2 separate regions of the Homo sapiens genome follow, and region 2 is linked to region 1. Evidence: chromatin loops called from intact Hi-C (ENCODE). Cell type or tissue: PC-3. All regions are shown on one strand. Each heading gives the region's core, and the rest is flanking DNA. Links, peaks and the distances in the headings are about the cores only.

Region 1 (15,286 bases), core at 4,104-12,103:
ATTTTAAGCTCTTTGGCAAATCATACAATACTAAAGGGATATTACTATGAATGTTTTACAAATGCTTAAAACTCGGTTTCTGTCTCCATCAACCTAATCTTGCAATTTCTAATTTGTTCACTTTAGAAAACATGGCATAAATGCTCAAATACTTTTGCATTCTTATTTTCACAGCTTGGAGAGAGTGGAGAGATCAAAGCAATTGGAGAACTGGATTTGCTGTTTATGTCTCTGAGAAATGCCTGCATTTGACCAGAGCAAAGCTGAAAAATGAATAACTAACCCCCTTTCCCTGCTAGAAATAACAATTAGATGCCCCAAAGCGATTTTTTTTAACCAAAAGGAAGATGGGAAGCCAAACTCCATCATGATGGGTGGATTCCAAATGAACCCCTGCGTTAGTTACAAAGGAAACCAATGCCACTTTTGTTTATAAGACCAGAAGGTAGACTTTCTAAGCATAGATATTTATTGATAACATTTCATTGTAACTGGTGTTCTATACACAGAAAACAATTTATTTTTTAAATAATTGTCTTTTTCCATAAAAAAGATTACTTTCCATTCCTTTAGGGGAAAAAACCCCTAAATAGCTTCATGTTTCCATAATCAGTACTTTATATTTATAAATGTATTTATTATTATTATAAGACTGCATTTTATTTATATCATTTTATTAATATGGATTTATTTATAGAAACATCATTCGATATTGCTACTTGAGTGTAAGGCTAATATTGATATTTATGACAATAATTATAGAGCTATAACATGTTTATTTGACCTCAATAAACACTTGGATATCCTAAGTCTTGTCGTTTTGTGATTTTTCTCCTTTAATGTCATCATCATCATCATCATTGTCATGTTACCATTCCCATAACTTTATTCTTGACTCTAAGAAAATGAGGTAGCTATTAGTATTATTCTAATTTTACAAATGAGAAAGCTGCATTAGAAACATGTTAAGAAACATTTTATAACTATAAATAGTTGACCCTTATTGAGCCAGGTCTATCTGATTTCAAGGCTCTCTGCTATAGTGCCTATACTGATTTATTATGTTGACTCAGCATGTACCTTTGAAAAGAAAAAAGTTGAGAAATTGAAAATAACTTATCATTAGTCATTTATGGATAAAAGAAAGGAATGATGTTGCTGGAGAGAAGTACATGTAGCCTCTATTGCTATAGATAAACTGTTTTAGTTCTAGTTCAGGCCTACTGAAAGGTGCACTCTCCAGTATCCCTGAAAGTAAGACACTAAAGGAAAAGGAAAGCTGTGTTTTGGGGAGTCATACCTACTAGTAAGTTTGGCACTGATAGGGAAGTCTCATAGGTGGAAGATGGGCAAGATATTATGAAACACACATAGAAAGGAAAAGGGGTTCATCTTCAAAATGTGTACAATGCTACAGAGAAGAGAGAGAAAGAGGTAGAGATAAAGGTTGGATTTGTTCTACCAAGAAGAATGGACAAAGGATGCCAGCAATGAAGAGCCATTCCTGGGGGAAGGGATTTGAAAGATTGTGTAGGTCTTTTCATATGAGGTCAAAGTCAATGATCAGAAGTCAGTCATGAACTGCTAAGGTATTTTCTTCTCCAAAAAATCAGGACCAACTTTGCAGGTCACTTGTCAGTTGTTGGCCAAGTTCCTGCAGGATTAGGTCCAGCCTGGTGGTGAGAGGGGAGCACATAGAAAAAATTCCCAGCAAGCCTTTGTCTTTTCCTGGCAGTCAGCCCCTCTTTTGCTACCTTGCCCGTTGCACTCTTGCAACATATTTTCATACTTTCTCTAGTAAATCTGCCTTTCTTTACCCACAACTGTCTTGGTAAATTCTTTTACCACCTGTGCCACCAGCCTCAGATAGTTGTCACTCACCCACAACATTTTGGTGGCCCATATGGGGAGCTCTCTCTCCTTATGGGGAACTCTCTCTGCATGGGGGCTGTCTCTCCTCATAGGGAACTCTCTTGCCTCTCTCTCTTTCCCAACTTGGAACCCTCAGTGGATAGCATCTAAGCACGGAGACAATTGTAGGTCTCTGGCCAGAGCTACACTCTGGTGGGCTGAAAGGTGTCCCCGTGGAAGCATCTGACTTCCATGCCCATTCAGGTGAGGCACCTAAGTTTATTTTCTCTTTTCAGTCTTTCAGCAGCCAGCTTCTAGTATCTCTCTGGCAATTGATGGTAACTGGCCAGGGCTGTTCTCCGGTGCTGCCTAAAGGTCAGAGGGTGAACAGAGTTATCTGCCTCTCCCATTAGGCAGGAAGGCTTTTTCCTCTCTTCTCTGGTCAGAAGTCCCTAATCCCTAAGTGTGGCATGACTGGTAGCGGAGGCTCATTCAGAGCGAATTCACACATGTTTTGGGTGCCTCAGACCCTCTCTTTCTCATTCTGAATTCCCCCATGGACTCAGCCAGCCATTCTGTTCTGATGTTGCTGAATAAGGTGAACTCAGACAGCCTCAGAACAGTGAGTCTTCCCTTCCCTGCCCCTTCCCTGGGCTGGCGCCAGGTGGAGTTCTTCCTTTACCTTTTTCCTCGTATCTAGGCTGATCATCTAGCGTTAAGTGAGTACCTGGACTAATCATCCAAGTTAAGGTCCCCAAGTGGCTGAGAGGTCTTTACTAATAGGTAGGATGCCCCATTAGAAAGTGCACCCAAGTCCCCTTGGTGGATGCAAGTGGACCGCTTTTCATCTCGGTGGGATGCCCCAAGAGAAAATGCAGTTCAGTGTGAGGTTCCGTGATGTAGTGGTGAGTACTGGGAACTCTAAAAATGCAGTTCATGAGGCTCTGAGTGGTGTGTTTTCCAGTCCCGCCATGGGACAACCCCATCTATTCTTTCAGACTCACCTCTAGGCTGCATTCTAAAGCATTGGAACAAACTTAACCCTCAGACTCTCAAAAAGAAGCTTCTAATTTTCTTGTGTAATACAGCATGGCTCCTATGCAGGCAATCCTCAAATTAGCCTCCTTAGTCTTTATAACCAAAAGCAGAATAAAGAAAACAAAGCTAAGAAGAAAGAAAAAGACAGAGACAAGAGGCAGGCTTAACTGTTGGCTGCTTTACAAGTCCCCAACCCCCTCCAAGTTGCCCTAAGCACTCTCCTCCAGATAACCACCACTGGAGCAGAAGAGCAGGCAAGAAGAAAGGCAAACTGATCCAATGAAATAAAAGGAAAAAAGCCCCATATGGCTTGCCCCCTCTGCTGCAAGCTCCACCACTGGAAACGGGATTGCCCTGAGAGCCGAAGGGCCCCTGGAACAAAATCCCAACTCCTAATGGCCTTAAGCTGAAGGGGCTCTCGGCTCTGGCTGGAACAGGTCACCTTAGCTGGTGACGGGTGGAAGTGGGAGAAATTCGTCTCACACTGTGAAGTCTGGGGTGCTAAGGCTTTCCCTGATGGGAGATAAATGAAAGTGGTAGAGGTGCTGGCCCTGCTCCACAGGCTGTGCAGTGGCTGGAAGGCTCACAAGCCCTCCCATAAAACTTAACCTTTTCCTCTCCATTCTTTGCTTTTCTTTTTCTCTTTTTCTGTTCATTCCAGGGGTCCAGCCTTAAAAGGGAAAGACAGTTTCTAATGTCCTAACCCCTGATTTTGTCATTCTCTTTAAATCTCCAGCTGGTTACATATTATGGCCTGTTTCTGTGCACATTTTAAACTAATGGGCAAATTACAACGAGAAAACTTCAGAGCTCAAATGGTCAATCTGCACTACAGAGTTAAGTAGAGTCTCCTAAAGCTCTCTGTCTTCCCCCTCTTTTTTCTGCCTGCTTTAAATCTGCTGTTACTAAGCTGCCAGTGCTGAGATAAGACTCATTATTTATGGTCTAACTAGAATATAAACATTGAAAACTCATTTAAAGAAAAAAGGTAAAAGAGGTTTTGTTAAATCAAGCAGCCTAGAATTTTTAACCTCCTTAAAAGTTAATGAAAATAAATCCAACACCTCTTTTAAATACTACTCTTAAAGCGGCTCTTTTTATTCAATTTTACTGCAAGCTCTCAGTAATTATCCATCTGCCTCCCTTGAGCAGCTTCATGCTCTTAATATTAATGCTTTTATAAGGGAAATAGTACAAAATTGCTATTTGCAGGGAGACTTCCAAAACTACTACCCAGATGAAATTTCTTTCTTTCTTTTTTCTTTTTCTTTTTTGAGACGGAGTCTTGCTCTGTCACCCAGCCTGGAGTACAGTGGCACAATCTTGGCTCACTGCAACCTCCACCTCCCGGGTTCAAGTGATTCTCCCACCTCAGCCTCCTGAGTAGCTGGGACTACAGTCGCCTGCCACCATGCCCGGCTAATTTTTATATTTTTAATAGAAACAAGATTTCACCATGTTGGCCAGGCTGGTCTTGAACTCCTGGCCTCAAGTGATCAGCCCGCCTCAGCCTCCCAAAGTGCTGGGTTTACAGGTGTCAGGGCCGAAATTTCTTTATACTTGTCCTAGTAATGTTATTTACCCCTAAACCACAACATTGATGTGCTAAGATACTAGGTATTTGTTTAACTGTTTTTCTCATACTCTTTGCAGCCCTTCTTCTTTTCTAAGTTTACTATATATTGTCATTTTCCTTAAATATGGCTCTGTTTTGTTGGTGTCTATCATGGCTAACTATTGCCTCAATGGCTGCAACCAGGCACCTGCTCTACCCAGTAATATCTCAGGTTACTAACATACCACATCGTACTAACTGCTGGATATGCCCACATAGGCAGGCAGTCGAGAATAACATTACATTCCTAGCCATCCCACTCTCTAGAGAAGAAATGGCTACCATGCAAGCCCAATACTTGATACTCTGGATTTGACTACACTATGTACACGTACACCAAAAACACAGGTATAGGGGGGGCACCTAGGCCAATTGATCTCTCATGGCAATCATCCACTGTAACCCAGTGAATAGGGAAGGCACCAGAAATGGCCTGTAAAGTGAGACTTCAGAAACTCAGAAGGGCCTGGCCCTTTCCTAGGGGCTTTAACACAAGCCCATTGTAATTACACCTTCAACTATAAAGAGACACACCAGGAATGGGAGCTGTATGATGACTGATGAGTTCACCGAGGACCTCCACAGGTTTTCTCTATGGTGGGAAAACAACAAAGTTAATGCCAGCAAAATTTAAAATGATTCCTTTATGCCTGTAAATAGTTTAGCAACTGGGATGGAATATATAGGAATAGGGGTTGAAACTGGACAACTTCTTAACCTCACTAATACAGCTTTTCCTCGATTTTCCTTTAACCAATTAATATTTAGAACTCTTATCTGTCAGGCCCCATATTTACACAACACAACAAGTGAAACTTTGACTCCCTTATGTGTGGATAACTACTTTTTCGGTCATTGCCCGTTCACATTTAATCCCCGGGGACCATGAAATCCCCTTATTTATGCAAATTATACTGGAATCCAAACTGATCACGCCTATGCCTGGTTACAAAGTCCCTCCTTGGGAGTTTCATTAAAAGGAATTGGGTTCTTCTTTTTATGGGTATCCATCATGTTTCTAGCCTTGCCTATTAAGTGGATGGGCACCTGTACTACAGCTGCAGCCATACCTGGAGCGCATATATATAACTCCTCGAACTTCATAACCTCTGGCCAAGTTCCAAATTTGGTGTTCTTCCTAAGTGGAGCCCTCTAAAGATCATCAGAAGAAAGAAAACAAAAGTGGAACTTAACCTCCCACCATTTGGCATCCTTGCCACTGATAATCCCATTATGGAGAGAAATGGTCTAGAATATTCTATAGTCAGTGGACTCTTGGTTTGCAGGTATACCCATGCTCAAGCACAGCATTTGTAATCTCACTGATATGGTTTGGCTATGTCCCCACCAAAATCTCATCTTGAATTCCCACATGTTGTGGGAGGGACCCAGTGGGAGGTAATTGAATCATGGGTGCTGTTCTCTTGATAGTAGAATAAGTCTCACAAGATCTGATGGTTTTAAAAAGGGGAGTTTCCCTGCAAAAGCTCTCTTCTCTTGTCTGCTGCCATGTGAGGTGTGCCTTTCACTTTCTGCCATGGTTATAAGGCCTCCACAGCCACATGGAACTGTGAGTCCAATAAACCTCTTTCTTTTGTTAATTGCCCAGTCTGAGGTATCTCTTTATCAGAAGCAGGAAAACAGACTAATACACTCACCATCTTAGTCCAGCAATCTTGGAAACCTAAAGTCACAGCCATTGAGGCCCAGAAACAGGCCCTAATTTCATTGTCAGGGGTTGTCCTGCAGAATCAACATGCTTTAGATGTGCTTACCACCAAGGCAGGAGGCACTTGTGTGCTGTTAAGTGAAACCTGCTGCTTTTACATCAATACTTCAGGTCAAATAGAAGAAAGTTTAAAAAAGGTAAAAGAGAATATCAAGGTATCAGAGGGCCTTCAAAAAAGAGTTCGTCAAGATTTTTTTTTTGGCACAACTATTCAAAATTTCTCCAGCTGGGTTTGGCCATGGGTTGCCCAACTTCTCCCCCCTATAATAATGTTCATATTAGTTTGTTTACTTGCACCACATATTTTTACTGCAATATCTCATGTTGCGTCTTCTAGAATACAATAATCTCAAACCAAAATGTTACTGCAGCGAGGGATATCAGCTTCTAAAAGAACTCCATGACTCTCCTTTGGATGCAGCAGAACAAAATTTTAGGCTGCAAATGCGGTTCCCCCATAGTCTCACAGCAACCCGGCTCAATTTAAGTCCTAACTTAGGGATTTAGACCCATGGAACCTCCTAACTGAGCAGCAATCCTAGGTAGGGCCAACTCTTCACTTCTGGTCAGCAGGAAGCAGTTGGAAGATGAGACCTTCACTCACATGCCAAAGATTTGTCATTCTTGCTCTGTTAGGGGGGGAATGTGAAGTCCTAATTAAGGAAAAGGAGTTAGGCTGGTGGGACTGAGGGAAAGCAAAAAAAGCAAGTAGATAAGCTATAAAGTCTGCTTTTCTTCATGGTCCAGGACATATAGCCCTCCTGTGCCCAGCTTACCACCAGACACCGGCGAGTTAGCTCCCTGCAGCCTTGGCGTTATCAGTACTGCAGGCAGCACTCTTCGGCCCACGTTCCAGTCTACAAAATCCCCAGCAAGCCTTTGTTTCCCGGCAGTTAGCCCGTCTTTTACTAACTTGCCCATTGCACTCTTGCAACATATTATCATACTTTCTCTAATAAATCTGCCTTTCTTTACCTACAACTGTCTTGGTAAGTTCTTTTACCACCTGTACCATGGGCCTCAGATAGTTGCTGCTCACCCATGGCAGGTTCCAAATGCTGAGAGGCACTGATGTTCCCTTTCAGGGATGATAGAATTATAATATTTTTTTTTCTGTGATTAGCTGAGGTTAAGGAGTCTTTCCTTTTCCAAATGAGTCTCCATGTAATGACTAGAGCAAAAGTTGATATCATATTTTTTTTGGCCAGTCTTCTGGAAACTGAGCTATAAGTGGAAGAATATTTACCCCTAAAATTGGAAGGTAAGAAACTGAGAGACTTTATATTCTGATATATTTCAGAAGTAGCTAGAGTCAACCTTGGTTTTTCCTTCCCTAACCCTGCACATTGAATGTGTCAGAAGTCCTGTTTGCTCTAACTCCAAAGTAACGGCTGAATCTGTTCACTTCTCATTCTGGCTAAAGCCCATCCATGCCACTATCATCTGTCCTCTAAATTACCATAGTATTGAAGTTTCTAAAGTTCCTCCTACTGTCTGTTTTTAACTCAGGAGCCAAAGTAAACTTACAAATTAAAAACAGTAGATTGGGCACATCCTGGCTTCCCCTAAGGGCTTCCCTTCACAGTGAGAATGAAACTGAAAGTTTATATCATCACCCCACCTCTGCAGTCTCATCTGCTATCACCCTTCCCTTGAGCTCTCTGCTGCAGTCACAAGGCCTACCGGCTGGTCCTCACATGCACCAGTCTAGCTCCTGACAAGGAGTCTTTGCACTGGCTGTTTTCCTAAGCCCAGAACAATCTTCCCACTAATATTTCATGATAATTCCCTCCCTTCATTCAGGTCCTGCTCAAATGTTACTGCCTCAGAAAGATCTATGCTGGCCACCCTATCAAACACAACCTCTTCACCACCCTCCACACCCTCCCCTCCCCTCCCATCACCCCACTTCATTTTTCTTTGTTGTACTTAGCACATATGAAATTAGTTATTTATTTACTTTGGCCACTTATTTAATTTTCAGTATGTACTTATTGGGTGTTAACCTGATGCCATGGGGTGTGAAGGTAAACATCATACGTACAGAGCCCGTGTCCTCATAGAACTTGCATTCTAATGTAAATATAACAGAGGACATATAGTATAATAACAAGCATGGATATCTGCTATGAAGAAAAACAAAGTAGGGCGTGGGGGTAGAACTTAATGGGGGTTAATTTAGGTAAGGAGATCAGGGAAGGCCTCTTGGAGGGCAGATATCTGAATGAGGTGGGGACATGGGCCATGTGAATATCTGGGGATATCACCTTGAGATGAGGCAAGTTTGGCGTATTCAAGAAGTAGCAAGAAGGTTGGGACTGGAGTAGCCTGGGTAAAGGGCAAAGCTTAAGATGAGCCCAACATTTGACTAGGACCAGGTATGTGTGTCTTTGCAAGCTAGAGCAGGACTTTGGATTTTGTTCTAAGGCTGAGGAAAAGCCACCAGAGGGTTTCAAGCATGAGGAAGGCTTGGTATGACTCATGTTTTGTAAAGATCACTCTGGTTGATAATGCAGAGTAAATCTAGGAGGAGTAAGGATAGAAGCAAGGCCAGGACGAGAGTCTAGGAAAGAAGCAATGATTGCATTGGAGTGGAAGGGAGCAGAGCCAGAGAAATCTGGCTTGTGACTCTTACTGTGACACTCAGCATGGGTTGCCTGGGAAATAGGAGTTATGTATGAATCACATTCACAAACAGGAAAAGAAATTCTTTAGTGTTTCTTCTGGTTCTTCATTTATACTATATTATTCACTAGCAGAAAGTGCTCCGTATAGGAATTGAAGGAAGACAGGTGATTTTTTCTGAAAGGAAGTTTTTAAGATTTGAGTGAAGACACTTAGATGAGGAGAATGAAGTAATACCAAGGGTTGAAGGCTGAAGTCCTCTTGTCTCGGAGGCAAACACAGCCTCAGTGAATTTATCTTCTGCCTGAACCGAGGAGATTCACTGGATTTTTCTTGTAACAGCCCCTTGTTCAGGAGTATTTTCATTGGAAAATTGCATCAACTCAGAAGAGACAGAATCATTAAGCATTCCGTTTCTATGGGAATGAGGGTTTAAGTCACTTTACCAGGCAAAGGACTCCATTCTACTGTGGTACAGGCAGAGGGTAAGGGAAAAATAAAGCGGTGGTGGAAGAAAGAATCCACACTTGTTAACTTGGGTCTTTCGAATTGCTATAAAAGCAGGAGCTGTAGCAGATAGGATTTCTGTTCATTGTTTGTCTTCTCCCCTCCTTTCCTCCCTTTTATTTGAAGAGTACTTGTGGTGGCTAATATTTTTGTTTTCAGGTGGGAATATGACCACAATGACATCATCCTATAATGATATGGTAGCTGATGAGATTCTATATGTTTCCTAGGCTGCCAATACACATTTTTCACCTGGATAAAGATAAGAGTGGATGCTGAAGACACAAGGGATGCAAGGTGTCCATCTGGCCCTCCAGATCCATATTCTGTACTTTTCCACTCTACTTGGTGCCCAAAGAGGCTGACGTATATGGATTGGTTCATATACATGCAAGCTCCCTGGCTTTTGATTGTATTTGGCTAATGGAAGAAGTACCGGGAGATCGAAGGGTGGGCTGGGGGGTGGGGAGGATAAGGTCAGAGTATCTAATCCCTTGGAGCTCTCCTGCCAGGCTGCCATGCTGGTTGGCTATGTACTTCTACCAAAAGCCTCAGCTCTTGCAGACAGCCCTTCTCCATATAGATATCTTTGTTAGTTCTGAAAACCACTCTCAACCCTTACTTCAACAGCCAGCTAGCTGTTGTTAGTCTCAGGGAATTGCACTATTTCTTGTTGGTTTCCTTGAGCTCTTTCCACACCTGTTATGGTTTGAATGTTTGTGTTCCCTCCAAGATTCATGTTGAAACTTTATCTCCAATGCAATAGTATTAAGATGTGGGACCTTTAGGAGGTGATTAAGTCATGAGGGGTTCTCCCTCCTGAATGGGATTCAGACCCTTTTAAAAGAAACTCCACACAGCGTTAGGCCCTTTTTTTTCCATTCCACCTTCACCCTGTGAGGACACAGCATTCGTCTTCTCTGGAGAATGAACAACAAGGCGCCATCTTGGAAGCAGAGAGAGAGCCAGCCCTCACCAAACACCAAACCTGCTGGCACCCTGATCTTGGACTTCCCAGCCTCCAGAACTGTGAGAAATAAATGTCTGTTCTTTATAAATTATCTGGTCTGTGGTATTTTGTTATAGCAGCACACACTAACACAATGCCTTAAGAAAATCAATCTATTATTAAACTCTTATCCATTCCCCAGTTTGAACGTAGCATACATTTTCTACTGGGACTCTGCCCTATTTACTCTTCTTCCCCCTTCCATTTCCCGCCCCTCCCCAACTCCCACCCAGCAGCAGGATGGAGTCTGGGAATTTAGGTGAAATCATTTATGGACAATAAATAAAACCAATTTTGGGTGTGTCTGAGTCGTGTGTAAATTTTTGATCCTGTAACAAAACAAACTTGGAAACAACAGTATTTTGATTTCTAAAATTTAAATACTGTTTAATATTTTGTTTTCCTGTTTCTCCAACAGTTTTCTCCACAAAGAAGTAGAGGTGCTGAGGCCAATGTGCACTATCGCCTACAGGAGCCTAAAATTCCCTTCTGCCCCTCAGTCCCAGGAGTGCCCTTGCTCCTTTCTGTGTTTGCTCTTCCCTCTCTGCAGCATCCAAGGGCATTCATAGGAATCTTTGTTTAATTTGGGCTACTATGCAAGCTACAGGATGAGAGATTCTTTCACTGGAATAATTCTGACTCCTCTTAACCTTGCATTTTGGCTGATTCTGTTGTGTGTGGCCCATCTTCCTCCTCTTTTCTTGTTACAGCTACTAAAAATATTCAGGGTGACCCAACGTGTTTCTATTAGTCACAGTCCCTTCATTGTTTCTATGGGGCTTAACCATCTGGGTTCATTCTCTGCATCTTGAATCTTATGTTAGCCATGTGTGTGCAGTTTAATCTCTATAGCACCTAGAAATTGACCAGCTGAGTCCTTACCAGTAGGCACTGTTTCTTTTTGAAATTCACAGGCTGTGAGGTGCTTTTGTGAGCTGTTCTTTCATCTGTGACATTTTCATCTTGCCATCGCCACAGATGCTATTTTTAAGCACAGTAACTGCCCAGGAATTTTAGAACTCTTACATTGCTGCTTGTCTCAGTGAAAGCCTTAGAAATTTCAATTCAATTTAGTTCCTAAACGATTTTTTAGATCATAGGATATACAAGATCCTGTGGGATGGGCTTTGAAAACACAAGGTCAGATTTTATTTGGATGCTGCCCTGAAGGAGTCTGCAGTTGTCTTGCGAGGAAGACAGGCATGCAACAGCCTAGGGCACAAGTGGACTGACATGTGCTACCAGTGAGGCACCAACAAGATGACAATCATCATTGGGAAGGCACCGAAGGTTGCATTTAAGCTGATCTTTTGGAGGACAAGAAGGATTTAAATGGGTTCAAATGACAACACTGTGAAATTTCCCTTTTTTCTTCCCCTTTGCAATCCAGCCGTAGTTAATTGCTCCATCTTCAGGGCTCTCAAGGTATAATTTACATCTCTCTTAGCATTTATCACACTGTAGTTTAATCCCTTGTTATGTGTCTATCTTGAGAATTTTTAAGGACAGAAACTGTTGCCTACATTTAAGCCCCTATACCCTGAAAATGCCTGGCACTTTATAGGTGCTCAGTAAATGCTTGAGATGGATACACAAAGGATTGAATGGCTTTCTGGACCCAAGGACCCAGATGAGCAAAGAGTTGGGGATGTGAAAGTGGATAGAGTGCTCAGGCGAGGGCCACAAGTCCGTGTGGCTAGAGCACAGCTTGTGTGGGCAATGCAGTGGGAAACGGCCAGTAGCTGGTAACATTAATTCTCTTCAGTTTTCTATTTCTAGTCCCTGGAAACGCAGTTCTTGATGGGACTTATGCAAAGGGAGCTTGGTGGACTAACAGGATTTGGGCTCATACCGGGCCTCAGCCCCTAACCTGCTACAGGCTGATATGACAATTCCATCAACGCTGTGTACTTTCACTTTCTCTTTGGTGAGTTTAGGCAGCTGATACTCATGAAAACTTCCCACCACCAGGTGCTCACAGGAATGATACGAAAGCTGGTGCCACTGATGGTGTGGAGTAAAATCCATTCAAAAAACTAAATACACAGCAATTAAGTTGTTTCTGACACAGCCAGACAAGAGGTGTTCCCTCAAAGGGAACACTCAAACTGTAGGAGACCCAACTACAGCCTAGTTGGATTGCTTTTATTGATAATTGCTGACATGTGAAGGCTGCTAGGAACCCTGCGGTTTAAAGCCATGGTTGAATCATCTTGAGCTTTCTTCCCATGGTTTTGCCAAACTCTCCAGGCTTTCATCTTCAGAAGGTTGTTCCAATGGGGCTTGTCTACAGAGTGCATGTGATCTGCTCTTCACTGCCCCAGAACCTTTGCATGGAAAATTCCTTGTCCTTAAAATGAGAAGTACACCTATCCTCATGGAGAAATTAAATCACTTCCATCTTGGCTGGAAGAATAATTGTTTAAATTGAATTTTAATGATACTCAGAAATGAAAAATAAGGTGCACCGCGACCAAGCTCCTCTCCCTCTCCCCAGGCGGGGAGCCCAGGGAGATGCTGATTTGCCCTCCCTCCAAATGGACCTGCCCTATAGGCAGAAATCCCCTCATAATCTGTTTGGTCAAATATGTCTCATATGTTCATTCTGATCATTGGCTTAGATTAGGAATGGACAAGATTTTTGTTTGTTAAAGGAAAAATAGTAAATATTTTAGGCTTTGTGGGCCACATATGGTCTTTGTTGTATATTTCTTCTTCTTCCCCTCCTTGTCTTTCTCTTCTTCCTCCTTCTCCTCCTCTTCTTTTCCCCTACTCCTTCTCCTCCCGCCTTATCTTCCTTCCTCCTTCTCCTTCTTCTCAGCCCCTTAAAAGTGTAAATACCCTTCTTAGCTCATAAGCCTTACAAAAACCAGCTACAGGCCAGATTTGCGTCATGATTTGCTGACTTTGGGCTTAGATCATCCACAGTTCATCTCCTGGCACTACACACACTGACACCCAAACAAAATTCCATGATTAAGATTAAAAGACATTGGTTTTGTGGGCAACTATTAAGATCTGTTATGAGGGCAACTATTAAGATCTGTTATGAGTGGCAGATGGCAGATAAATTCAGCACTGGGTGTGACCCAGAGTTAACAAAAATTGCATTAAATTTCCATATCAACCACAGTTGTTATTGCAGAACAATAAAATAAAATCGTGACTATCGTAGCATTTTATCTTGTTAGCCATTTTATAAATAGGGCGTGTTAGGTTTACAGCAAAACTGAACAGAAGGTACAGAGATTTCCCATAAACACCCTCTGTCCCATGGATGCATAGACTACCCCATGATCAGCATCTCCCACCAGAGTGATATGTTTGTTATATTGATGAACCTACCTTGCTGTTAGCCATTTTTGATAACAATAAGTTTTTTTTTATTACAATAGACAATAAATCTCTGTATCATCATGGGAACCATCTCAGATTCTCTTGGTCTGTCTTGCTCCACTGCTGCCACTGCAGTGATCATCTCTGGCTCTTTCTTCCACTCTGGACTCAGATAAAGTGCCATGGAATAGGTTGTGGAATTTACCTTCCCCTTGGCTGCTAAAGAGAGCAGGTACCATCCAGAGGTTGAAGAAGTTAACTCCTCCTAGAGCAGGCGAGGAAGCTGGCATCTAACTTTCATTCCCCTCTCTCCTTCCCCTGGTCTGACCCAAGGCATGCTTCTGCATAGCCTTTGTGGAGACATCCTACATGGCCAAGAGGCTGGCTGTCTCTCTTCATAAAGCACTGGCTAGATCACTTATGCATTGCCATGAACTTGCTCCCCATCCTGGTTGACCTAATTTCTTTTTTCCATCACTCTCACTCTTCCCTAATAGAGCTTCAGCACAGAAACTTATCCTCATGCTCTATCTTCTGGGGAACCTGGGCTGAGCCAATTTCCTATGTGAATCTAAGCTCCATAACGGTAAGAGTTTGTAGGGGGGGCAAGGGATGGGGGTAAGGGGCATAGACAAGATATCTCTTGGCACCTAGTAGAGGCTCAACACATAATTTTTATTTTGCATTTTGAAAGAATTAATAAATGCATTGATTCAGGGCACAACCCATGGAAGACATGAGCACTGACAAGTTTGCTAGAAGAACTGGACACCTCTTATTAGTGGATTCCCACCATCAGAGAGCACCTAGGCCTGTAATACAAAGAAACACAGACATATTTAACTGCAGTAAAGGGAACAGATGGTGTGTAGGAAGTTATGAGAGAAAAGATGCAGAGAGAGAGAGAGAAGAAAAGTCATCGGCATCAGCCAACACAGGGCTGCACTAGAGGCTCCTATCTAACCCAGACACTCAGCTCATCTGCCCTCCTACCCTCTGCTTTGGTTTGAAATGCAGAGGAGAGACAGGAAACAATGATGAAGGCAGGGGAGGGGATGCCCACTGTGGGTTCTGTAGATGTCTAAGGCAAAATTAGGAGATAAAGAACTATTTGTGGCTGCCCAATCTCAGAAGAGGATCAAGAAGAAGCTTCCAGAGAAGCCCTCCGAAAGCAGAGCTCATCATTTTATGCCAAATGTCCCCACATTTCTTCTTCCTCCTCCTCATGGCCCAAATAGCCCTATAGTCTATTTTGTCCCACAGGGCATTCTGTGGTGATGGTAGGGAGGTGTCTCCGGTAACCCGATGGTATTTATTGGGCACATACCATGGACCAGTCACTGTTTGGAACTGAGGTAACAGCAACGAACAAGCAGACAAAAATCCTTGCTCCGATAGAGCTTAGATTTTAGCAAAGGGAGATAAATAGCAAACAAAATGCACAAATGAAATATATCATATGTTAGATAATGATAACGGCTTTGGAGAAAATAAAACAAAAAAAAGAGATAGAGGGAGTGGGAGTCGGGTGAATCCTAATTAGGGCATTGTATTCGTTTGCTAGGGCTGCCACCAC
Region 2 (15,286 bases), core at 1-8,000, 70 kb before region 1:
AAATCTAAGGCAGATAAGATGAAAGAAGGGTGAGAGTTTTAAATTACTCAGTATAGAGAAGCGTTATTTACATGGTTGATATGTATTTTGTCACTAAATATAGTGGTTTACTCTTTTGATTTTATGACTAATAAATTGCAGATTTTATTTCAATGTCACAAAGGAGGCACTGCTGTATGGTGAATAATTTGATTCACTCAGGTATTTAAGTCACTAGTGATTGGTAATTGAATACTTGAATTCTGGCCTACTTTGGGAGGAAGTAGTTAGGATTATTTTCATTTACGTCCTATAATTTATGGTGTGCCAGATTTGCAAATGTGTCTGGAAGAATGACTTTAAAGAAAAAAACTGGTGTTCTTTAATATCAGATGATTCTACCAAAAAAGATAATGTTTTATAATATTTTTTAAAAAGTGATTTCTGAAAATAGCTAATTCCTGTTGTTTTATGTGTAAATTGCTTTGGGGAGTGGCTCTTCTCCACCTATGATAATAGTGCCTTTTGTCTATAATCTAAATCCTTTATTCATTCATGGATGTTATGGAACTTGAGCCTTGATGTGAGGAAGGATTCTCTGCTGTGCCGGTGCTGACTTGGCAGTGATTTTCCCCATTATCCAGTATTCAGTCACTTTTTTCTTTGTGGGTTGTTTTTCTTCTATTGATATAGTTGATATAGCTTATATTATTTTTTCAGTGTTCTGTTTTATTTTTGATCTTGTGCTTAGTTCTATTCATTATTGGAAATTTCAGTCGCTTTTAACTGCATGTGGATTTGGTGGTTATTTTTTTCAGAAACAAAATGGCCTTCTCTTACAAGTTTTTTTTTTTTTTTTTTGAGACGGAGTTTCGCTCTGTCACCCAGGCTGGAGTGCAGTGGCACGATATCGGCTCACTGCAAGCTCCGCCTTCTGGGTTCACGCCATTCTCCCGCCTCAGCCTCCCAAGTAGCTGGGACTACAGGTGCCCGCCACCACACCCAGCTAATTTTGTTTTTGTGTTTTTAGTAGAGATGGGGTTTCACCATGTTGGCCAGGATGGTCTCGATCTCCTGATCCGCCCGCCTCGGCCTCCCAAAGTGCTGGGATTACGGGCGTGAGCCACCGCGCCTGGCCTCTTACAAGTTTTATACTTTATTATTGCACAATGATGGCAAAGTATTTTTTATCATATTTTCTCGAGGAAATGCTGTATAGATTCATAGATTGTTTCAATTTATAGGTCAGATTCTTCTGTATCCTCAGAAAAAGGAGGCCGGCTTCCTACTCCCAAGCTGAGAGAACTTGGTGGAATCCAGAGGACTCATCATGATCTCACTACTCCAGCTGTTGGTAATCGGCAAACACCGTGCAGTTCTTATTTAACCTGCTTTTTCTACATGTTAATTTAGTGTAATTGAAACTGTCATCTTTATTTTTCCAGGTGGTGCTGTTTTAGTGTCTCCATCTAAGATGAAGCCTCCAGCCCCAGAACAGAGGAAAAGAATGACCTCTCAGGATTGTTTAGAAACTTCAAAGAATGATTTTACTAAGGTAAACATGTTTTGGGGAAAAAAGCATCTCATCTAGGACTAATTATTGTAGACACATGTAATAAATGAATGATGGGTTAAGATTTTAGAGAATTGTGGCTATCATATGAGGAGATGATACTGTTAACCTGCTTTTAGTAAGGCAAAAGGCTTGACTTTTTTTCTGTTAGAAGCATTACGTTTTTGTTGATACACTTTCAACCTTGTCAGTAGTGACTCAATAGGAAGATAAAGAAAGCAATACTTTCATTGAGCATCTGCTGTGTGACAGTTGTATTCCAGCTATGTTCCAGGCATTGTTTTAAGTGCTGGGGATATAGCAGAGAACAAACAGACAAAAATCATAGCCATCATTGAACTTACATTCTAGTGGAGGAGGGAGACAATAAACAAAATAACCAGGTAAAATACATAGTATTTTAGATACTGATTAGTGCTAAGGAGAAAAATAAAGCTGCTGAAGTGAACAGGAAGTGGCCAGGGAAGTCCTCGGTGCGAGAGTGGCATTTAAGCAGGATCTGAAAAAGGTAAGGGATTGACCTGTATGCGGATCTGGGAAGGTCTAGGTGACAAGAACAGTAAGTGCAGATCCCTCAGGTGAAGGGGGTACCTGCCCCCTTGAGGAACAGCTAGAAGGTCACTGTTGCTGGAAGAGAGAGAGAGAGAATGAGAGGGAGAGTAGTGTTGATAATGGGTTCAGAGACATAATGGGGTGCTAAATTGTGTAGGGCTTTGTAAATCATAGCAAAGATTTTGAATTTTTTTCTGTATGCAGTGGCAAGCTATTGGAAAGGCAGAGGAGTGACATGATTTTATTTAGTTTTTTTCCAAGGTCTTTCTGGCTGCTGTGTTGAGAATAGGTAGTAGTAGAGCAAGAGCTGGGGCATAAAAACAGTTGGGAGTCACTTACTCTATCCAGGCAGGAGGTGATGGTTGTTTGGACCTTGGTGGTGGCAGTGAAGGTCATATAAAGTTCAATTCTGGATACACATGGAAGGTACAGCCAACAAGATTTGCTGATGGATAAGATCTGGGGTGGGAGAAAGAGAAAAATCAAGGGTGACTCAAGATTTTTGGCCTTAGCAATAAGGATGGAGTCGCCATTTAACTGAGTTGGAGAAGATCAAGAATTCCGTTCTGGACACTCTAAATTTGAGAAGCTTATTAGACATACAAGTAGACATGTTGAATAGGGAACTGACTATATAGGTTTGGAGTGTAGAGGAGAAGTTGGGCTATAGGTACAGATTTGAGGCTCTTTATAGCTTAGGTGGGTCAGGTTTTTAAAGTATTGAGACTGGAGGAAATCATCAAGGGGGTGGGTGTAGACAGAGAAGAATAGTTGTAGACAGGTCTAAACCCCAGTTTTTTGATATTGGGAAGTTGAGGACTAGTCAGCAAAGGAGACTGAAGGAGAGCAGCCAGTGAGGTGGTGACAAACGAGACTGGTATCCTGGAGGTGTCAAGGAGGAGGGAGAGTCAATGCTACAGATAGGTGAGTAAGATAGGACAATTGCTTATCAGATTTAGCAACGTGGAGGTCTTTGGTGACCTTGATAAAGGGCAGTTTTGGTGGAAGGAAGGGACAAAAGCCTAAGTGCAAGTGAATTCAAGAGAAAAAAGAGGAGAAGAATTGGAGAAAGCTGCCACAGATAATTCTCTGAAGTTTCTTTTCCAAGAAGGGAAGCAGAGTAATGCAGGAGTAGTTGAGAGAAGTGAGAACAAGATGGAAGACACAACAGCATGTTTGTATGTTGACAAGAATAATTTTGGAGAGAGAAAAGTTGATGATGCAGGAGTGAGGGGAAAGTTGTTGGAAAGATGCTCTTGAGTAGGAGAAAGGGCTTAGGATCTGGTGGAGATATGGAAGGGTTGGCTTTAGACACTGATTGTTTCTTTATTGTTAAAAGAGGGAAAGCAGAATTCATGGGCAGGCACTGCTGATGAATGTAGGAAGATGTGATGGCAGCTTTTGGAAGACCTCTTCTTATTGCTTCTTGGTGACATGTGAAGAAAGATCCTTACTGAGAATAAGGCTGGGGAAGATGTTGGAGATTTGAGGAAAGTGAAGGCATAGAGTAGTCTTCTCAGAGAGTGGGAGAGTGAGTGGGCCAGGGGAATGTGGGATATTTTAGGCCAATGTTAAGGGGCCATTTTAAGTTGGTGGTCACAAAGTTGGCAGAAGACCAGTCAGGAAGGGTTGTGTGCCCTTCTCCAGTAATGTTTGGCTGCAGAAGTGCAGGATACTTTTATCAGATAGAGTTGGATTTACCTAGGGTTTTGAATTTGTCATGAGAATAAGACAAAGTGAGAAAAAGGGGAATGGAGTTGAGGTATATATGAAGAAGGGATTATAATGAGTTGGTGAGGGAAGGACACTGGGACTTGAGAAGAGTGCAGAGGTGATAGGATCGGTGGATGGATGGTCTAGGTAAAATAAAAGACTTGTTGGAATTGGGGCACCTGTGGGGATTAGTTTTAAAGTTAGGAAATGGTGGTCAGAAATTTAGGTTATGGAGAGGTTGCAGTTACCAGTAATGACAAGGCTTAACTTAACATCATGGGTGTAAGTGGTTGGAGTAGAATAGAGAACATTCAGAGAAAAGGTTGAAAATCTATAGGGAATTTTGCTGATGGCTGTTTGTGAATTTGAGTACAAAGTAGGAGTTTTCAGGGATTGGGAACAGGTGGGAGATGGGATCAGAGCACCCTCTACCTCTTAATCCCCAGTGCTTAGAACAGAGTCCAGCTCATAGCACGTAACAGATTGAATGAATGTTATTGGAGTGACAGAATATCAAAACTATTTCCTGTTGCTTATGTATACACTGGTTTATTAAAGGAAATGTGACATTAGGAATATGGTCAGAGGACTCATGAGAATCAGATCTTAATGGACTGTTTTACTCCTCCTTAGAAATCCAGGCTGCCATCTGGAAGGTGTGAGCTTTTAGGCAACTGTATACACACAGCTGATTCAGCCAAAACGAGTGACTCATCCATATTTGTGGCTGGATTTATATGTATTATTTTCACTTACTGTGGAATTAATTTATTGAATAATCTAAATAGAGTAATATCATCCCTTAGAATGTTAATGCCATTCTCTGTCTCACTGTGAGTACTATACACTTTTAACATTTTAATTACCAACTCCTCTAAAATAAGTTTCTGGCCTGGTGCGGTAGCTCATGTTTATAATCCCAGCACTTTGGGAGGCCAAGGTGGGAGGATCACATGAAGCCAGGAGTTCAAGACCAGCCTGGCCAACATGGGGAAATCTTGTCCCTACTAAAAATACAAAAATTAGCTGGGCGTGGTGGCAGATGCCTGTAATCCCAGCCATTTGGGAGATTGAGGCACAAGAATCACTTCAACCCAGGAGGTGGAGGTTGGAGTGAGCTGAGATCACGCCACTGCACTCCAGCCTGGAAGACAGAGGAAGACTCTCTCCAAACCAATAAATACATACATATGTACATACGTACACAAGTTTATTATTGACAACTTGATTGGATATCCTTCCATGTGAATTTTCTGCGACCAGCACTACCAGGGACTATACCAGGAGCTAGCTAGATTTGGTTATTTCCCAGTGTCTACCCCTTGGTTACTGGTAGGCAGAGGAGTCACTAAACTTTGATATACACCATCAGTTTTTCCCCTTATATTCTCTTATAAAAGCATTGATAAGAAATTACGTTATTATTATGTATAAAATTAAACCCATAGGTCATTCAATTTCCAATAAATTATCAGTATGTCCCAAAACTTTAGGGTAGAATTCTCATATTGGTTTGATCATCAGGAAACATTTTCAAATCTTTATATTAAAAACCCAAGTGTGGATTTGCTCACTTCATTCATTTAGCAGATTTACCCACATGCTATGGCAATGATAATGGATAGAAACAGACATGGTACATAATCTTATGAAACCTGCAGTCTGGTAAGGGAGATACATGTTAATCACACCAAAAAAGAAATGAAATTAAAACTAATAAGAGTTTCAAAATAAAAGTACTTAGCACTATTCTGGAAGGAATTGTTCTAATCATGGAGATCAGAAACCTTCTTGGAAGTCAATGATGCTTCTTTGAAAAACTCATAATTGAGCTAAGATAAAGGAGAAGAGGAAGCATTAACCAGGAAAAAAGGATGGGGAGAAGGAGCCTAGCATATGCCAAGATCTTGTGGAGAGAAACAATGTAGAGTTTGAGGAAACAAAGACCAATACAGTGTGTGGCAGGGAGCCTGGTACAACATGAGGCTGGAAAACATGGCAACATTGGGATTTCTTTCGTTATCTCAAGAGCAATGGGAAGCCATTGAAATATTTTCAGTATGGGAATTGTGATGGATATATGTTTTGCAAGATCTGTCCGGCTGCCATAGGAGGCAAGAGTAGGCTGTGAATGCCCTTAAAAGGCCATTGCAGTAGTCCACGTAGGAGGTGTTGGTAGCTTGGATGAAGGAGGGTAGGAATAGACAGAAGTGGATGAAACTGCACAATTATGTAAGGGGAACAATGTTAAGGTTGATGCTGGGTTGGATAATGGATGAGAGACAGGGATGCCTGCTAAGTTTCTGGCTTGCCCAACAAGATTGATGGAGGTACCATGCACTGAGCAAGAGAACTCTGGACAAGGAGCCTCTTTGGAGGGTAGTTTTATTTTCATTCATTCAATTCAATATTTAATAGGCTCTTACCAAGTGCCAGGCACTGTTCTAGGATCTGAGGATTTATTGATAATCAGGTCAAAATCCCTGCCTTCATGAAGCTTACATTTTCATTGGGAGGAATAGACAATTTTTTAAGAAAATAATTTCACATAGTAGTAAGCGCTGTGAATTAAATAAGACTACAGGTCTCTAAGGGATGGGTAAGACAGCTTTAGTTTGGGCCATCAGGACAGGCACCTCTAAGGAGATGACGTTTTAGCTGAGACCTGACTGATGAGGAAGGTGCCCATGCAGAGATCTGGGGCAGAGATTGTTTTCCAATTAGAAAGAACAGGGGCCGGGCGCAGTGGCTCATGCCTGTAATTCCAGCAGTTTGGGAGGCCAAGGCAGGTGGATCACTTGAGGTCAGGAGTTCAACATCAGCCTGGCCAACACAGTGAAACCCTGTCTCTACTAAAATTACAAAAGTTAGCTGGACATGGTGGCACACGCCTATAGTCCCAGCTACTTGGGAGGCTGAGGCATGAGAATTGCCTGAATCCGGGAGGCGGAGGTTGCAGTGAGCTGAGATCGCGCCACTGCACTCCAGCCTGGGCGACAGAGTGAGACTCCATCTCAAAAAAAAAAAAAAAAGAAGGAACAGCAAGTGCAAGTGTTTTTCCCTAGGGCAAGAACCCAGAGAGATTAAAAGTGTGGCTGGAGCCTGGAGAGGGAAGGGGAGAGGGCAGGAAATGAGATTAGAAAGGGAGGCCGAGTAAGGATCTTAGATGTTATTCTTTTTTTTTTTTTTAATTTAATTTTATATTCACTTTTTTTTTTTTTTGAGACAGGGTCTTGCTCTGTTGCCCAGGCTGGAGTATAGTGGTGCGATCTTGGCTCACTGCAACCTCTGCCTTCCAGGCTCAAGCAGTTCTCATGCCTCAGCCTCCCAAATAGCTGAGACTATAGCCACCTGTGGCCACATCTGACTAATTTTTGTATTTTTAGTAGAGATGTGGTTTTGCCATGTTGGCCAGGCTGGTCTTGAACTCCTGGCCTCAAGTGATCCACCTGCATCGGCCTCCCAAAGTGCTGGGATTACAGGTTACAACCACCACATCTGGCCCATTTTTTGCTTTTTGAGACAAGGTCTTGCTGTGTTGCCCAGGCCAGAGTGCATTGGTGCAATCACGGCTCATTGTAGCCCCAACCTTCTGGGCTTAGGCAATCCTCCCACCTCAGCCTCCTGAGTAGCTGGGACCACAGATATGTGCCACCATGCCTGGCTAATTTTTAAAAAAAATTTTTTGTAGAGTTGGGGATCTCGCTGTGTTGCCAGGCTGTTCTCAAACTCCTGGGTTCAAGCAGTCCTCCCTTCTTGGCCTCCCAAAGTGGTAGGATGATTACAGGCTTGAGCCACTGTGCCCAGCCTGAATTTTATTTTAGATTCAGAGCGTTTATGTCCAAGTTTGTTACATTGGTATATTGTGTAATGCTGGGGTTTGGGCTTCTATTGAACCCATCACCCAAATAGTGAACATTGTACCCAATAGGTAGGTTTTCAACTCTTGCACCCCTCCCTCTTCTCCCCCTTTTGTAGTTGCTGGTGTCTGTTTCCATCTTTATGTTGTGTGTACCTCTTGTTTAGCTCCCACTTATAAATGAGAATATGCAGTATTTGACTTTATGTTTCTGTGTTAATTCAATTAGAATAATGGCCTCCAGCTGCATCCATGTTGTTGCAGTGGACATGATTTCATTCTTTCTTATGGCTGCGCAGTATTCTATGGTGTGTATATGTACTACATTTTCTTTATCTAATCCACTATTGATGGGCACCTAGGCTGATTCCATGAGTTTGCTAATGTGAATAGTGCTGGAATAAACCTATGAGTGCAGGTCTTTTTCATAGAATGATTTCCTTTGGGTAGATACTCAGTAGTGAGATTGCTGGGTTGAATGGTAGTTCTAATTTTAGTTGTTTGAGAAATTTTCATATTGCTTTCCAAAGGGGTTGCGTTTCCTTTTCTCTGCATCCTTGCCAACATCTGTTATTTTTTGACTTTTTGGTAATAGTCATTCTGACTGGTGTGAGATGATATCTCATTATGGTTTTGATTTGCATCTCTCTGGTGATTAGCAATGTTGAGCATTCTTTCATGTTTGTTGGCTGCTTTGTCTTCTTTTAAGAAGTGTCTGTTCATGTCCTTTGCCCCCTTTTTAATGGAGTTGTTTTTTTCTTGTTAAGTTCCTTATAGATTCTGGATATTAGTCCGTTGTCAGATATGTAGTTTGCAAATATTTTCTCCCATTCTGTAAGATGTCCGTTTACTCTGTTGATAGTTTCTTTTGCTGTGCAAAAGTCCCAATTGTCAATTTGTTTTTGTTACATTTGTTTTTGAGTACTTAGTCATAAATTCCTTGCCTTAGCCAATGTCCAGAAGAGTTTTTTCTAGGGTTTCTTCTAGGATTTTTGTACTTTGAGGTCTTACATTGAAGTCTTTAATCCATCTTGAGTTAATTTTTGTATATAGTGAGAGATAGGGGTCCAATTTCATTCTTCTACATATGGCCAGCCAGTTTTCCCAGCACCATTTATTGAATAGGGTGTCCTTTTTCCATTGTTCATTTTTTTTGGTCATCTTTGTTAAAGATCAGATAGCTGTAGGTGTATGGCTTTATTTCTGAGTTCTCTTTTCTGTTCCATTAGTCTGTCTGTTTGTTTACCAGTACCATGATGTTGTGGTTGCTGTAACTTTATAGTAATAGGTTGAAGTCAAGTAATGTAATGCCTCCAGCTTTGTTCTTTTTTTTTTCCTTTTTTTTTTTGCTTAGGATTGCTTTGGGCCCTTTTTTTTTTTTTGCTTCCTTATGAATTTTAGAACTGCTTTTTCTAATTCTGTGAAAAATGACATTGGTAATTGGATAGGAATTGCATTGAATCTGTAAGTTACTTTAGACAGTATGGCAATTTTAACAATATCGATTCTTCCGATCCATGGGCGTGGAATGCTTTTCCATTTGTTTATGTCATCTATAATTTCTTTCAGCAGTGTTTTGTAGTTCATGGGGAGATCTTTCACCTCCTTGGTTAGCTGTGTTCCTAGGTACTTTATTTTTGGGGGGCCATTGTAACAGGACTGTATCCTTGATTTGGTTGTTAGCTTGAATTATTGGTTTGTAGAAATGCTACTGATTTTTGTACGTTAATTTTTGTATCCTGAAACTTTACTAACGTCATTTATCAGGTCTTTTGGAGGGATTGTTAGGGTTTTTTTAGGTTTAGAATCATATTGTGAGTGAACAGAGATAATTTGACTTCCTCTTTTTCTATTTAGATGCCTTTTGTTTCTTTTTCTTGCCCGATTGCTCTGGGTAGGACTTCAGTACTATGTTGAATAGAGGTGGTGAGAGTGGGCATCCTTGTCTTGTTCTTAGGGGGGATGCTTTCACCTTTGCCCATTCAGTATGATATTGGCTGTGGGTTTGTCATAGATGGCTCTTATTATTTTGAGAGGTATGTTCCTTCATTGCCTAGTTTGTTGAGGATTTTTATCATGAAGGGATATTGGACTTTATCAAATGCTTTTTCTACATGTATTGAGATGATCATATGGTTTTTGTTTTTAATTCTGTTTATGTGCTAAAACTATTCCCCAAAATCAAAGAGAAAGGATTTCTCCTTAACACATTCTACGAAACCAGTATCATCCTGATACCAAAATCTGGCAAGGACACAACAACAAAAAAAGAAAACTGTAGACCAATATTCCTGATGAAGGTAGACACAAAAATCCTCAACAAAATACTATCAGACTGAATCCAGCAGCACATCAAAAAGATAATTCATTATAATCAAGTGGGGTTTATTCTCTTGGATGTTATTCTGATGTCACTGGGAAACCTCTGGAATATCAGAAGCAACAAAGCAAATAGGATATGATTCACAGGGCAAATCAAGTCACTGTGGCTCCTCAGTGGAGAACTGCTGTACACAGGGCTGAGTAGAGCAGTGAGGCCTATTGGCCTTTTGAGGATTTAGGCTCAAAAACAGATCGCAGAATCAGTTACGTTAAACCTGGGAACCCCATGTCTTTTATTTTACAGGTTTCTTTCCGGTGTTTTCAGCAATTGTAAAACCAGTTTTACAGAGATCACAAATTTTGTTCATATATATAGAAAAAGGAAAAAAAAAGAACAATTTCTCTTTGGAATTATTTGTATTGTACTAAGTGATACTTGTTTAAAAAGGAAAACAAGTGGAAGATTTGTGGTTTTATCCTTCATATTGATTTGAAGTATGTTTATTGGTTGAGACTAACAGCCCTAGGCCAGTTTGAAGCAATAAGCTCTGCAATCACAGAAAATGATATCTAAGTTTAGAAAGCAATGTTTTGAATGTTACATTGATAGAATCAAAGATAATAAGTGAAGGCAACAATTACAAGAAATAATCAGGAAAGTTTGGAACTGTATTTGATTTTACTGGTTTGCCTTGTTTTGTTTTTAATTTAATTTAATTTTTTTTTTAAATAAATAGATATGGGGTCTCGCCGTGTTGACCAGGCTGGTCAAACTCCTGGCCTAAAGTGATCCTCCCGTCTCGGCCTCCCAAAGTGCTAGGATTACAGGCATGAGCCACTGCACCTGGACCATTTTTATTTTTATTTTTTGAGACAGTCTCTCTCCGTTTCCTGGCTGGAGTGCAGTGATGCAATCATGGCTTACTGCAATCTCTGCCTCCCCAGCTCGAGCAATTCTTGTGCCTTGGCCACCCAAGTATCCCAAATTGCTAGGATTACAGGCATGAGCCAGTGTGTCCAGCTAGCTGCCTTCTTTTAAAAAGTAAAATTGTTCTTGACTTCTAGGACAGTGATACATAGTCATTGTGGAAAACAGCAAATACTGACCAAACTAAAAAAGAAGGTAAATATCTCACATGTACTGTTCAGGGACATCCACTGTTAAATTTTTGAGGTATTTAGGTATATATGTGTTAGTATATTTGGTTATTTATTTATCATAGTGTAGAAAGGTTTTATAATCTATTTTTAGCACTGTTAACATATTTTCACATCATGAAATATTCATAATCTTATTTTTATGGCGACGTGCAATCTATAGTTACACCACAGTTTTTTAAAACCAGATGCTTATTGTTAAAATCTAATTTTTACTCAAATTTCTATTGTTATTTCTTAGTCTGTTTTGAAGAAATACTGTAAAGAAATCCATCTGTAACTACATTTTTGTTTATATTATTTTGTGTTTGTGAGTACTCCCCAAGTATTATTGTGTAGTCAAAGAAGTCAAAGAATGCTAAATTTTAAGGCTTCTGCTATGTTTTGCCGGCCCCCCAGAAAGATTGTACTCCCAATAGCAGTCTATGAGGTTGCCAGTTTCTCTACATCCTTGCCAGCTCTGGTATCATTGTGCTTTTAAAAATTAATTTTTGAAATTTGGTACGTGAAAAATTAATATCTCAGTGCTTTCATTTTATAATTATTTGATCATTAGTAAGGAAGAATACGTTTGCTGTTTGTGATTTGTGTGTACATTATATGAATTGCTTATTCATATCCTTTTTCTACTTTTTAATTAGGTTTATATTTTTCTTACTGTTTTTAAAGAAATACTTATGCAGCAATGATAATTCATTGTCAGTCATAAAAGTTGTATTTTTTCCAAGTTCTGCATTTTTCTTTTAATTTTTAAAATGTCTACGTATTTTGTTTATATAGCCAGGTCTGTTTGTCTATATCATATCTTCCCCACATAGATGTTGCATAAATTCTCTCATATTTCTCCTTCTGCTTTTTGGTTATGTTTTTTGCATTTAAATGTTTGGCTTATTTATTTACATATCTACACATAGGCATCTTTTTTTTTTTTTTTTTTTTGTCATTTAGAAAGAAAGTCGTGCTGTATCCCTACTGACTTCTCCAGCTGCTGGTATAAAAACAGTTGATCCTCTGCCTTTGCGGGAAGATTCTGAAGACAATATCCACAAATTTGCTGAGGCAACTCTTCCAGTTTCAAAAATTCCAAAATACCCAACAAATCCCCCTGGACAGTTGCCTTCTCCACCACATGTTCCATCCTACTGGCATCCCTCTCGACGAATTCAGGGCTCTCTTAGAGATCCAGAGTTTCAGCACAATGGTAATTATTTTGGTTTTAATTTTTTGTCTTTTAAAATAAAGTGTTATGCTGATAGGTACAAAGTCTAAGAATGCATTTTATGTTAATAAATCAGTTATTTAGTATTTTTGGTTAATGTATTAATAAAATTTCTTTAAATAGGAAAACTCCCTCCTTGGGACCAATTGTGCTGCACCTAAGTTCACTTTTTGCTGTTATATATGTGTGAGATATCTCTCAAGTTCTTATTCATACACATACAGGGAATCCACTAGATAGATGACAGTAGCACCTCTTCTCTGGATGTGACAACCAAAAATGTCTCCAGACATTGCCAAATGTTGCCTGGGTGTAGAATTCACAGTCAGAAATGACTTTCCTTTAGTGTTAGTAGGCATTGCTCAGCTCTTTTCTGGCTTCCATCGTTAATGTTAAGAAGTCAGATGCTCCTTTTATTCTGGATCTTCTATGTGTGGTGTTTTCTTTCTGGCAGCTTTTGGGATCTTCTCTTCATATCTAATGTTCTGAAATTTTATGATGTGCCTCTGAGAGAGTATTATTTTTTTTATTCATTTTGCTGGTACTCCATAGACCTTTCAATCTGGAAAATTCTCACTTCTGGAACATTTTCTTGAATTATTCAGTCAAAAATTTCCTCTCCTGGCCAGGCACAGTGGCTCATGTTTGTAATCCCAGCCACTTTGGGAGGCCAAGGCAGGCAGATCATTTGAGGCCAGGAATTTGAGACCAGCCTGGGTCACATGATGAAACCCTGTCTCTGTTACAAAAAAATTAGCTGGGTGTGTTAGTGCACACCTGTAATTCCAGCTACTTGGGAGGCTGAGGCATGAGAATTGCTTAAGTCTGGGAGGCCAAAAAAAAAAAATTTCTCTCCTTTCTCTATTTCCTCTTTCTAGGGCTCCTATTCAGATGTTGGACATGATTTTATTTTTTATCTTACCTCTCCTGTTTTCCATCTCTGTCTTTAAATTTGAAAGGGTTACTAATTTTTATCTTCTATCTTTTGTGTTTTTTAAAATTTTTATTTCAATAGCTTTTGGGGTACAGGTAGTTTTGGTTACATGGATGTATTCTATAGTGGTGAATTCTGGATTTTAATGCACCTGTTACCCAAGCAGTGTACACTGTACCCAACATGTAGACTTTTATCCCTTCCCCCACCCCAAGTCCCCACAGTCTATCGTATCACTCTGTATGTCTTTGTGTCCTCATAGCTTAGCTCCCACTGGTAAGTGAGAACATGCAGTATTTGATTTTTCATACCTGAGTTACTCAATTTAGAATAATGACCTCCACCTCCATCTTAGTTGCTGCAAAAGACATTATTTCATTCCTTTTAATGGAGGATTAGTATTCCGTGGTGTTCCTGTTTCTCTAGTTCCTTGAGGTGTGATAGTAGGTTGTCAGTTTGTGCTCTTTCAGACTTTTTAAGGTAGGCATTTAATGCTATAAACTTTTAGCATTGCTTTTGCTGTATCCCAGAGGTTTTGATAACTTGTGTCACTGTTACTCATTTCAAAGAATTTTTGAATTTCCATCTTGATTTCATTGTTAACCCTAAAATCATTCAAGAGCAGATTATTTAATTTCTATGTATTTGTATAGTTTTGAGGATTCCTTTTGGAGTTGATTTCTAGTTTTATTCCCCTGTGGTCTGAGAAGATAATTGGTATGATTTTCTTAAATTTATTGAGACTTGTCTGTGGCTTGTCATGTGGTCTATTTTGGAAAATGTTCCATGTGAAATGATGAGAAGAATGTATATTCTACAATTGTTGGGTAGAATGTTTTGTAAATATCTGTTAAGTCCATTTGTTCTAGAGTATTGTTTAAGTCCATTGTTTCTTCGTTGACTTTCTGTCTTAACGATCTGTCTAGTGCTGTCAGTGGAGTATTGAAGTCACTCGCTATTATTATGTCGCTGTCTACTTCATTTCTCAGGTCTAGTAGTAATTGTTTTATAAATGTGGGAACTCCAGTGTTAGGTGCATATAAATGTAGGACTGACTGTAATACCTTCTTGTTGGACTGACCTTTTTATCGTTATATGATGACCTTTGTCTTTTTTTAAATAGTTGTTGCTTTAAAGTCTGTTTTGCCTGATATAAGACTCCTGCTTGCTTTTGGTTTCCATTTGCATGGAATATCTTTTCCTACCCCTTTACCTTGAGCTTATATGAATCTTTGTGCATTAGATATTTGGTTTGTGGTTTTTAATCCATTCTGCCATTCCATATCTTTTAAATGGAGCATTTAGGCCATTTACGTTCAATGTTAATATTGAGACGTGAGGTACTGTTCTATTCACTGTGTTAGTTGTTACTTAGATACTTTGTTTTTTCCGTTGTGTTGTTTTATAGGCCCTGTGAGTTTTAAGCTTTCAGAGGTTCTGTTTTGTTGCATATCAAGCTTTTGTTTCAAAATTTAGAACTCCTACTTAGCATTTCTTGTAGTGCTGGTCTGGTAGTGACAAATTCCTCAGCATTTGTTTGTCTGAAAAAGACTTTATTTCTCCTTCATTTATGAAACTTAGTTTTGCTAAACTAACAAAATTCTTGGCTGATAGGTGTTCTGTTTAAGGAGGCTAAAGATAGGACCCCAATGCCTTCTGCCTTGTAAGGTTTCTGCTGGGAAGTCTGTTGTTAGTCTAGTTGTTTTTCTTTTGTAAGTTACCTGATGCTTTTTGCCTCACAACTGTTAGAATTCTTTCCTTCATGTTGACTTTAGATAACCTGATGACTATGTGCCTTGGTGATGATCTTTTTGCAATGAAGTTCCTAAGAGTTCATTGAGCTTCTTGTATTTGGATATTTAAATCTCTAGCAAGGCCAGGGAAGTTTTCCTCAATTATTCCCTCAAAGGAATTTTCCAAACTTTTAGCCTTTTCTTCTCCCTCAGTATCACCATTTATTCTTACATTTGGTTGTTT

Evidence for each region. Hi-C counts contacts between places; a loop is a spot of excess contacts. Peaks named below come from ENCODE experiments on the same cell type or tissue, not always from the same donor. Only the 100,000 strongest peaks of a DNase experiment are listed, where the experiment ranks them.
Region 2: a loop joins it to region 1, with 4 times the contacts of the local background. A loop is called at or near these places in 22 of 110 quality-filtered maps.

What each region holds. Positions count from the first base shown.
Region 1 is chr12:68,233,765-68,249,050 of GRCh38, reverse strand. It overlaps IL22 (interleukin 22), which reads left to right. Exons shown (of 6, transcript NM_020525.5): 6 at 175-809. The coding sequence ends at 252. Among named protein-coding and RNA genes, the nearest start is that of IL22, 12 kb to the left of the region's middle. RefSeq lists an enhancer at 7,707-7,846. In PC-3, for the core only: a CTCF peak has its summit at 11,764; a DNase peak (open chromatin) is centred at 8,740; H3K4me3 peaks cover 807 bases; H3K27ac peaks cover 2,378 bases.
Region 2 is chr12:68,299,691-68,314,976 of GRCh38, reverse strand. MDM1 (Mdm1 nuclear protein) reads left to right here. Exons shown (of 15, transcript NM_001354969.2): 10 at 1-29; 11 at 1,224-1,333; 12 at 1,425-1,534; 13 at 12,105-12,357. Among named protein-coding and RNA genes, the nearest start is that of MDM1, 25 kb to the left of the region's middle. In PC-3, for the core only: no CTCF peak of the experiment used is centred there; a DNase peak (open chromatin) is centred at 4,416; H3K27ac peaks cover 1,613 bases.